2 separate regions of the Homo sapiens genome follow, and region 1 is linked to region 2. A link is a contact called in ENCODE Hi-C or POLR2A ChIA-PET data. All regions are on one chromosome and are shown on one strand. Each heading gives the region's core, a stretch centred on a gene start or an enhancer-like site at or near the end of the contact. The rest is flanking DNA. Distances are from core to core; before and after follow the strand shown. Region 1 holds the start of AK2 (adenylate kinase 2). Region 2 holds the start of ZSCAN20 (zinc finger and SCAN domain containing 20).

The links. A loop is a pair of places that touch in the nucleus more often than their neighbours do. ChIA-PET counts read pairs that join two places held with the same protein, here RNA polymerase II (POLR2A). Pooled maps may share reads with other maps.
Region 1: a map of CD4-positive, alpha-beta T cell shows a loop between it and region 2 (15-fold over the local background). The contact joins the promoter of AK2 here to the promoter of ZSCAN20 in region 2. A Hi-C loop is called at or near these places in 1 of 168 maps with a recorded cell type or tissue (CD4-positive, alpha-beta T cell), 3 of 37 single-sample maps with no recorded cell type and 7 of 50 pooled maps. POLR2A ChIA-PET finds 5 or more read pairs at or near these places in 1 of 52 experiments (activated T-cell).

What each region holds. Positions count from the first base shown.
Region 1 is chr1:33,033,802-33,039,177 of GRCh38, reverse strand. AK2 (adenylate kinase 2) reads left to right here and starts at 2,295. Exons shown (of 6, transcript NM_001625.4): 1 at 2,295-2,442. The coding sequence starts at 2,350. RefSeq lists an enhancer at 2,317-2,476.
Region 2 is chr1:33,469,762-33,475,419 of GRCh38, reverse strand. ZSCAN20 (zinc finger and SCAN domain containing 20) reads right to left here and starts at 2,775. Exons shown (of 8, transcript NM_001377376.1): 1 at 2,729-2,775. RefSeq lists a silencer at 4,518-4,812.

The sequences.
Region 1 (5,376 bases), core at 1,046-3,545, 440 kb after region 2:
TGGACTGAAGTGAATTTTGGCCACAGAGAGGCTTCCTGCAGCTTGTTTTCCCATCCCTCTGCCCATAAGCCCTGTAATCTCTAGGGCACCTGCTTGTCATCCTCAGTTGTTTTTGTTTTTGTTTTCAGAGTCTTGCTCTGTCACCCAGCCTGGAGTGTAGTGGTGCCATCTCAGCTCACTGCAACCTCCACCTCCCGGGTTCAAGCGATACTCCTGCCTCAGCCTCCCTAATAGCTGGGATTACAGGCATGCGCCACCACACTGGGCTAATTTTTTTGTAATTTTAGTAGAGACGGGGTTTCGCCATGTTGGCCAGGCTGGTCTCGAACTCCTGACCTCAGGTGATCTGCCCCCCCCTCAGGCTCTCAAAGTGCTGGGATTACAGGCGTGAGTCACTGGACCTGGCTCATCCTCAGTCTTAATTGTGAGTCTGCTACTGTGTGACTTTGGTCACTACGTATCTTCAGGCCTCAGCTTCCATTCTGAATAATAGACATAACAATCCTTTCTTCCTTCAATGTCATTGGGAGTATCCAACAAGATTAAGCAGGTACACTGTAAAAGTCCAGCGTGGCGATGAGAAATGAATGTTGACTTCTGTGTGGTAAGGAAGAGACCACAGCTGGGCTGGGCACAGTGGCTCACGCCTGTAATCCCAGCACTTTGGGAGGCCCAGGCGCGCGGATCACGAGGTCAGGAGATCAAGACCATCCTGACTAACACGGTGAAATCCCGTGTCTACTAAAAGTATAAAAAAAATTAGCCAGGCGTGGTGGTGGGCACCTATAGTCCCAGCTACGCAGGAGGCTGAGGCAGGAGAATGGCGTGAACCCAGGAGGTGGAGCTTGCAGTGAGCCGAGATCGCGCCACTGCACTCCAGCCTGGGCAACAGAGCGAGACCACGTCTCAAAAAAAAAAAAAAAAAGAAGAGACCACAGCTGAAGGGATAGCAAATTCATCATCAAGATGTAGAAAATGAGTTGTTAGGAGCCTGTGGGGAAACATAATCGTTTCATTACACACTCTTAACTAAAGGTCCAAAGAGGCCCTTGGAGCTGGATGAAACTTTCACACACCAAAAAGCTGTAGAAATTATTTCCCTATCCAAGAGGGTCATCTCTTTTGAGAAAAACTATCTTTTCCTGACTTTAAAAGGTTAACGTTTTTCTTAATATAAAGGTAAAACTTGTTTTAAACTTAAGTTTTTAAACTTATTAAGAATTTACCATAGAACTTTAAAAAATCTATTAAAATATACAAAGGAGAGGTGCTCCTCTAATCACACTACACAGCGGTCTACACTTGTAATAAACAAAATCGGGATTTTTTGGGGGGGGAGTGGGACGGAGTTTCACTCTTGTTGCCCAGGCTGGAGTGTAATGGCTCAATCTTGGCTCACTGTAACCTCCGCCTCCTGGGTTCAAGCAGTTCTCCTGCCTCAGCCTCCCAAGTAGCTGGGATTACAGGCATATGCCACCACTCCCAGCTAATTTTGTATTTTCAGTAGAGATGGGGTTTCATCATGTTGGTCAGGCTGGTCTCGAACTTCTGACCTCAGGTAATCCGCTCGCCATGGTCTCCCAAAGTGTGGGGATTACAGGCGTGAGCCACCGCGTCCGGCCAAAATTCGGATTTTGTTGTAACTGCAATTTTGTATCTCGCTTTGCTAACATTTTCCCGCATGATTAAATTATCTTATACAACAGGGGTATTCCAGGATACAAATTGGTTGCAATTTATTTAACCAATCTCTTATTGTTGGACATTTGGAGTATTGCCTTTATTTTATGGTTTTTCTCGGGCTTTTGGGCTAAGTGTTGCAATTAACAACTTTGTTACACGAATCTTTACTCATATCCTTGATTTTATCCATTGAATTCGTGGAAGTGGAATTGCTGGACCAAAGGGTATTTGAAACATATTACTAATTTGTCTTCTAAGAGTGATTTTACCCATTTAAACTCCCACGCGCAATTTAATAGGATTTCAATGTTGTTGCTGGTGTCGTCAACTGTCAAATGCCGAAGTATACCTTCCGGCCTGACCTCCTGTCCTCCTTCGCGTTTTCCCGCCCACTCCGCACACCCGCCACCCTTAGTACATGCTGGCCCGCCCCTTCCTTATCCCGCACCAATTCTGTCCAATCAAAAGCAAAGTTCCTCAGTATCGCCGTGCAGTTGGTAAGGTGAAGAGTCCGTCGTGCTCAGGGGCGGGCGGAACGGGCTGACGGACGCGGCTATGGGCCAGTGTGAGCGGCGAGTGGGACGTGCGTGGCGTGCGTGCGTTGACCTGGGAAGCACTGGACCTGTGAGGCGTGCGAACTGGTGGCAGTGAGAGACTTCGGCGGACATGGCTCCCAGCGTGCCAGCGGCAGAACCCGAGTATCCTAAAGGCATCCGGGCCGTGCTGCTGGGGCCTCCCGGGGCCGGTAAAGGGACCCAGGTGAGCGGCAGGACTGGGCTTGGCGGCGGAGCCTGCTGAACTCCAAGGTCAAGGCGGCCGGAGATCTAGAAGCCCTGGACCTGCCCGGAGCGGGCCGGGGACTAAGGCCTGCGGGGAACGCTGGCCGGGGTCTCGGTTCTGGTGGGGCATTTCGGAGAGGGTCCAAATTGGAGGTCGGGGCAGTCTGAGTTAGGATTGGAGTGCCCGAGGGATTCAGTGTTGAAGTGTTGGGTTAGGGAATGTGAGGGCTGATTAATTCCACTAAGGGTCTAGAGACTGGAAAGGTTTGAGGGGTAGAGTGAGCCCTGGGCCGAGGCATCTAGATTACAGGCTGAATGGAGGCAATTAGCTTTATGGCCCAGGTTACCTGCGAGTTGGAGGTGAATTGTCCAGAATCAGGGTTACATTCCAGGCACTGGAGGTCGGGAGATTTTGATAATGATTTATGACTTAGGGGGAGGGGAGGAGAAGCATCTCCAACACGTGGGGCAGAGTGAGAGGTGACATGTGCTGTGTGAGCCAGTTGAATTGAGATGGGAGGAAACCTAAGGCTCTCCCTGTTTGAAAGTTGGGGGTGAATGTGTAGAACTGGTTTATAGCCTGGAGACCCATGAGTCGCAACCTTTGAGTAGTGTCCACAATAAGGGTTGGGAGTGCTCATGGGACCTGGCTTGGAGTTAGGACCTGAGGCTACTGAAGGCTAAGCAGCTTGGGATGACGCAAATGATTTTAGATGAAAAGGAACTTGAATTTTTTTTTATTTTGTTTTTATTATTTTTGTTTGTTTGTATCTTCCTTCCCTTTGGTTTTTATTTATTTTTTCCTTTTTTTATTTTGTTGTTGTTTATAGGGAACTTGAAATTTTAACTTTATCAATCAACAGGTTAAAAAACAGGCCCAGAAAGGTCAGGTGGCTTTCCCAAATTAGTGAAATGAGTTTCATGAGCCTGAGACCTCAGGAACCATGGAGTTAGAGTCTGAAGTTACCATCTGCCCTAGCAGGCAACAGGGGCCTCACTTGGGATCTGGGCCCCTTCTAGATCTGGGACATAATGGGGCCATAGATTAGGGTTGGGATCGATGATCTCATTTCGGATTTGGAAGCCCGCAGGTTGGATTATTGATGTCCCCTTCTTGCTTGGGGTCTGGCATTGCACCTGGGGCCCTAAGCCTCTGGCTCTTGCCTGTTGTTAGGCTTCAAAGAGGGAAGTCTGAGCTCCCAAATGAAAGGGAATCTGAGGACTGCCCTGTGCCCGCTTTTCTCTTCCTAGCACTTGCCAAGTTTTAAAAATCTTGGCAAACAGACCATCTTACTCATTCTTGGTACCCCTTGTGGCACCTAGCACATTACTTGGCCCTTGATGGGGTTAGTGGAAGTGGATGAATGTCACAGATTAATGTGGGTGATAAAGAAAGAAGTTCTGGAACACTCCATTCATTCCTGTGACCTGGGCACTAAGTCAGAAAATACAGCTTTCTTTTCTCTCCACAGACTGAGATGATTCTTCTTTGGAGCTTACCTGTACCTGATCCCTTTATCCTTTATCCTCAGCGTTGTTGACATCTCTTTCCTGTTGCTGCCACACTCATTTATTGGGTAATCTGCAGCTTAGGGAAGTTTAATCTTAGACTCTGCAGACTTTTGCTGTGAGTGATCAAGTATAAACAGTAGCTCAAATGCTTCATTGTTTTTCTTTTTCTTTTTCTTTTTTTTGAGACAGGGTCTCACTCTGTTGCCCAGGTTGGAGCGCAGTGGTGTGAGCTCAAGCAATCCTCCCACCTCACCCTCCCAGGTAGCTGGGAGTACAGGCACATGCTACCATGCCCAGCTAATTTTTAAACAATTTTTTGTAGAGACAGGGTCTTGCTATGTTGCCCAGGCTGGTATTGAACTCCTGGACACAGGCGATCATCCTGCCTTGACCTCCCAAAGTGCAGGGATTATAGGCACAAGCCACTATGCCCTGAGATTTTTTTCTTAACTCATATTGAAGTTAATAATTTCAGTAATTATGGAATGGACAACCTATACTAGTATAGTACTGGGACAAGGGTTTTATAATTTAGCTAGCTATGTAACTTCCGAGCCTCAGTGTTCTTACCTGAAAAATGGGGATAATACCTACCTTGCTCATTCAGCATTTCATGAGCACCTAACATTGGGGATATAAAGCATTGGGCAAGACTGATAAAGTTCTTGCCCTCATCAACTAAACATTCACAATGATACTGGAAAATTATGATATATGTGTGTGTGTGTGTGTGTGTGTGTGTGTGTGTGTGTGTATCAAGCACCCACAACCTAGATGACAGCCTGCTATATAGTAGGTACTCAATAAATTTTGACTCCCTTTTATCTTAGTAACACATCTCCCTTCCCCTCCTTCAACTTGGATGTTTCAGTGTAAGACATGATTTATTCAGGAAGTTTAGAAGAACATTATACTAATGAGTTGATTGATAAGGGTGCATGAAGATGAGAGTTGGTCAGAGAAGGCTTTGTAGAAATAGAGGAGATGTGATTAGAGCTGGGAGTTGAAAGGATAAGATTTACACAAGTCATTTAACCTCTGTACACTTTCCAGAGTTGTAACAATAGGAATACTGGTGATTGTATGTATTTTTGTGGAGTTTAAAAAAAAGTTCAAGCCTGGGCAACATGGCGAAACCCCATCTCTACAAAAAAATGCAAAAATTAGCCAGGCATGGTGGTGTGTGCCTGTAGTCCCAGCTATTCAGGAGGCTGAGGTGGGAGGATCACTTGAGCCTTGGAGGCAGAGTTTGTAGTGAGCTGGGATCTCACCATTGCGCCCCAGCCTGGGCAACAGAGTGAGACTTTGTCTCAAAAAAAAAAGATCTTAAATCAGACTTTACAAATGGTAGCCTACAATAACATTTAGCCTGCAGAGACATCTCATACACCTTAACTTTTTA
Region 2 (5,658 bases), core at 1,526-4,025:
ATTTATTGAAAGGCAGCGTGTTAGTTTCTGAAACGGCTCCTTGCCAAAGGATTTTCAAACTAACTGTGATTTTTGGCTAAAGTGATTTTCACCCTTAGAATATTATTATCTGATAAGGTATGACTGCACTATATCCTCAATTACCTAAAGGGAAACTGAGTGTTTATGAAGATTCACTTAAGGTTACACAACTAGCAAGTGGTAGAGTTAGGGTCTAAGCCGAGATCCCTTTTCTCCAATCATTTTTCTTAACCATGTCTTATAGCCTCCTCTATGTGTGCTAGTCATCCAAACTCTTAAGATGACAGTACGGGAGAATGGAAAGAACATTAAGGCAGGAGTGAGCAGACTGGGGTTCTAGTTCCACTCCTGCCACTAATCAGCTGTGTTACTTTGGACAAGTTATGTAGCCCCTGTGGCTGCCTAGCTAGGCTGCAGCTTACAGCCTGATCTTACTCAGCAGTTGCCCTAGGTTCCCCAATTAGTATGATGGGGTAGAGCAAGGGAGAAGGGAGACTAGAGTCAGTGGCTACAAGTTTAAATGGGTATAAGGACCTAGCAATGTAAATGAGTCAATGACTGAAATGAACTGGGTGGGCACTACAGCCAACTATAGAGTGCCAGGGGAACATATGCCCAGAATATTCCTAAGCCTGCTGATTTTTCCAAAAGAAACTAGCACTCTGGATTTTTAAATGTTGGTAACCAACTCAAAATTTTTTCACACACTATGAGATTAAATAAAGCATGATGGTGGACTTCATTCAGCATGGGCTGTCGCTTTGCCACTTAGATTCAGCTAAGTGATCTCAAAGCTCTCTTCCAATATCCAGAAAGACCTAGAAAGAGTACAGAGCCTCCCAGGTCATGAGGGATAAGTGCTGACTGCCATCAAAATCAAGATGTCTTTACAAACACAGGGAAGCTGAGGGGCATCTTGACTCCTAGGGCAGTAAGTATGAACGTGGTCATGAGGAGCCCACTCAGTGAAAAGGGAAGAGAAGATGCTCTCCAGTTCCACAGGAAAGGCCAAGACTGGTCTGTGACCTCCAAAGAGAAAAAACTGGGAACTCTTAAAGGCTGTCAGGCCCATTTGGCTGACAGTCCAAGCTATGGCTTAAAGCAGTCTGACCTGACCTCACACATAAGGGCTTAAGCCAGGGAGAGCAAATAGGTTTCATTTAAAGCAGAAACTTCAATCAACTGGAAGTGGCTGCCTAGAGTAGTGTGCTGAGGGCTCTGAGTACAGTGTGAATATGTGCTGAGAACCAACCAATTAGCCATGACTGCCAGGGACACAGGAAGGGGCACTGGCAGCACACATTCCATGTATTTGTCACCCCTGGCTTAAACTCCCATTGGCAATGAATCAGCTTCAGCTTCCAGCAGATAGCCTTGCCAGGCAGAGGAAGACTAAAGCTCCTGCCCTGGAAATCCACTGGCAATAGAAGTCTTCAAGGCTGGTATAGCAAAGCTTACCCTGCATGGTCTTCATTCACACATACATACATCAAGTATTTACTGCTTTACATCAAGTGTTTACTGCTCTAGACTGGGCAATGGGGAAACAGAGGTGATTGAGACACTGTTCCTGTCCTGGAGATGTTCACAGTCTAATGGAAGAGACACACACTTCACAGATAATTATGATCAAATGTGGTAATAGGAGAAGTTATGGGAGCTGAGGGTTGGGGGTGACTTAATTTGCTTAAGGGAATTGAGCAAAGTAAGAGTTGAAATTTTTTTAAGTTAAAGAAGTTCTCTTGGCAAAGAAGGTGAAGGGCAAGGAGAGAATATTCTAAGCTGAGAGAACAGCATATATAATGATGGAAAACCAAATGGCCTACCCAGGAAACGAGGAAAACCTTGACAGCCCTGGAGTGTGAGGTGCATGAAGATTAGGCTGCAAAAGGAGTTTATGAAGGACAAGGTGTTTGGACTTTACAGGTGCTGGGTGCCAATGAAAGTTTTCAAGCAGAAGGCATAATCAGATTTGTAGGTGAAACAGATCACACTAGGTGCAATGTGTGTGTTCATGCTGGGAAACTGAAAAGGCTTCTGCGAAAACCCTACAAGAAAGAGGCCGACTGAAAAGATATTAAAGAAATTAAAGATCGGAAGATCCTTGGACGTGGAAGAATGCAAGAGGAATCAGTGGGTAAGTAGGTAGGTAGGTAGGTAAATGGGATGATCGTGCCACTGACTTCCATAAGACATAAGGAAAGAAGTGCAGGTTTGGGGCAGAACACAATAGCCAGTCCCATCCACTGGGTTCCAGAGGTAACAATCATTAGGGAGGTAACAAATTAGATATGCTTGTTCTAGATGGGAAGGTAGAGATTGAAACACTATTTTTAAGGTCGGGCTTCAAGCTCAGGCCCTCTTCACTTCTTGCCAGGGCCCCAGACCCTCTATCCTTTCCTCTGTGGTCTCCAGACCTTTCTATGACTCTCCCACCTCCAAAACCTCCCTCAACCCCCTCACCTTCAGACCCTTCTAAGGCCCTCCTCATTCCCAGGGCCCTCTATCGCCTCCTCATCCCCGACCCCTGTATGACCCTTCCCATCTCCGGCCTCTACATCCTTTGACCGTCCCTCACCCTCCACCCCCACATATAAGCTTCTTTCTCCCCTCTCACCTTCCCCAGCCCCCTGTGTCACCACCACCTCCTAAGTCTCCAGCCCAGAGCCTGCGTCTCAGCTGCCCCCGCCCCGCCACCCGGACTCACCCACCGAGACACCCACTTCACAACAGGGCGGAAGTGCTCCCGGGCTCGTGCGGGGAATGCTGGGACGCGGAGTCCGAGCGGCGCCACCCTGGGAATGGAACGTCTGAGACCACAATTCCCAGAAGGAACCGCGCGAGCGCCGGGGGCGGCCCCCTCCGTTTGCTGCCTTTCAGACGTCTTCAGCCAATAGATATGTCATCTTCTAACGGACCCTGGCACTGGAACAAATCGGAACGGGCGCGACACATGGGGGCGGGACCTGTTGCGATCCTGGCCTTTTCCATAGGCTTCCGGATAACAGCACCGCCCAATGGGAGGGCACTCGAGCAGAAGGGGGCCCAGTTCTACTGAGGGGTCGAAGTGAGAGCCTCAGACCCTGAAAGATCAAAGCAGACACAATAAGAAATAAGAAGAGAGAATGACTAGAGGTGACCAGCCCGATAGGCAGGAGAGAACTGGACAGTTGTAGCTTTAATTTCCAGCTTACAGCTAAGCTGTGTGACTTTGGAAGAATTCTGAACCTCGTTCTCTTCAACCATAAAATGAGGGTAGTAATGGCATCCATGTCACAGAGTTTTGTGAACTTTCAATGAGATAATACACCTAAAACGATTAGCTCAGGGCCTGGCTCCTAATAATGCACAGCGATTGTTAGCTATTATTATGTAAATCAGTTAGTACAGAGCTTGGCACTTCCTAGGTGTTGGAAGAATGTTAATCATTATTACAAAATAATCCTCATATAAATGCGGGTGCTCTGTACCACTGTGAATACTTTGGGGCATGAACAATCTAATGTGGTGTTGAGAATGGGGGCTTTGTAGTCAGACATGGATCCAAATCCCAACTCAACTACTTCGCAGCTGTGTGGCCTTGAACAAATTACTGCCATCTATTTTGTCTTTGGAATTTTCATCTATAAAATGCAAGTAATGTAAGAGAACTTACATCACAGGGTGTTATGAAGGTTAAATGAGACTATTTAGGTAAAAGTCTCTGAAGTCAAGCTGCTTGTGTCTGAAAGTTCTTACTTTCAAATGAAGGATGCAGGTCATACCACCCGCGTTGTGAAACCTTGGGCAAATTACTTAGCTTCTTTATGCCTGCATTTTCCCAGCTGTAAAATGGGAATGATAATACTTGCCTCTTCCTGAGACAGTTGTTGAGAGGAATAAATGGGAGAAGGTATGTAAAGAGCGTGACACATGTCTGACACACAGAAAGTGTTTAATAATCATTAGCTAGTCCAGGCACGGAGGCTCATGCCTGTAATCCCAGCCCTCTGGGAGGCTGAGACGGAAGGATCGCTTTAGTCCAGGAGTTTGAGACCAGCCTGGGCAGCGAAGTGAGACCTCGTCTCTATTTTAAAAAATAGAAAATACAATAATATACATAATCATTAGCTATTATTATTATTACCAATGGTTATGCGGCTTAGGGAAAATTGACAATACCTAGCATCTGGTAAGAGCTCAATGCATGTTGGCTAGTGTTAAAATAGGAGAATTCTTAGCTTTAACGACCCAGTTTAAATTCCTTCTCTGTGAAACATGTTCCAACTTATTTGTAGTAATAACTCATGTGATTTTACTCAGTAAACATAATAACAACCCGTAAATACTCCTTGGTGTTGAAGTCTCACAGTAGCCCTATGAGATTGGTATTGTTTGCTCCACTTTACAAAGAGGGAATGAGACTTAGAGAAACGAAGTGACCTACTCAAGATCACAGAGCCAATAAGAACCAGGGCTGCGATTTGTCACCCCCTAGGCATGTGACTCCAAAGGTCCTACACTGCATGAGGAAGAGACCATATGTGGAAGTAGGAGGGTTTGAGATGGGGAGGGACAGTGCAACAGTGTGGGGTGCCAAGGGAGCCGGAAACATTTGAGAGAGTGTCAGGATCTGAAGCTGGAGAGGCAGCTTTGCAGGGTCAGGTAAGGACGTGTCCACTTCAGCATCATCTGCCCTAAGAGGAAGAAGGGAGGCGAGTGTGCAGAGAGAGGAGAGGACATCATTAGGACACAAGAGGGCGCGCCTCGCCCTCAATACAGCCTCGAATTATTCTATGGTTTCCCTTAGCCTTTGTCTAATTAAAGCCTGGCATTCTACAGAAGAGAAAAAACTAACGAAGTCCTCAAGAGGCCAACTGCCCTTTAGTGCCGTGTAGAAATAAGCAACAGAGCCTGAACCTGTTCCAGGTTCTCTCTGGTTCAGCACCCATCAGGATTTGGTTTGCAAGCGTTCTGTCTGCATTTGTCTACCAGGACTCTCTCTGATTTGGGCAGACACTAGGCTCTAAGGATGCAGAGATGAAGCAAACCTGGTCTCTGACCCCAGGGCCTGATCTCTAAACTTTCCCAATAGAGCGCTCCCATAAGTGAAGCCTTTTTGAGTTTTTGAGTTGAGCACACACTCCCAACATATGTGTATTTATTTACTTATAAATGATGTGCCTGTAATAGCTAACTTTCCTTGAACATTTGCAATGCATTATTAGGTCCTTCTCTCAGTGCTTTATATGTATTAACTCATTTAATACATCCAAAACCCTTTGAGGGAGAGTCTAACACTATCCCATATTACAGAAAAGGAAACTATGGTATAGAGAGGTTAAATAACATGCTAACGGCACGTGGCTAAAAAAGCAGGCAGTCTAGCTTCAGAATAAGGTAAGATTTTTAAAAAATAGAAATAGAAGTTATAACAGTTTCTTTGCAACCATAGTGTGATAATCTTGTGCACTCAGCTTTGGAGACCACTATTTCTGTGGCTTTCAGGCCTGTGATCAGTCCTTTGAGAAAGGGAGGTGCAGGAAATTGTGGGAGCCCAGGGGCAACAGTTATCTAGGCTGGGAGATCAGGAAAGGCTTCTGAAGAAAGTGATGGCTGAACTGCATCTTAAATAATACTTAAGAGTTCCCCAGGGAA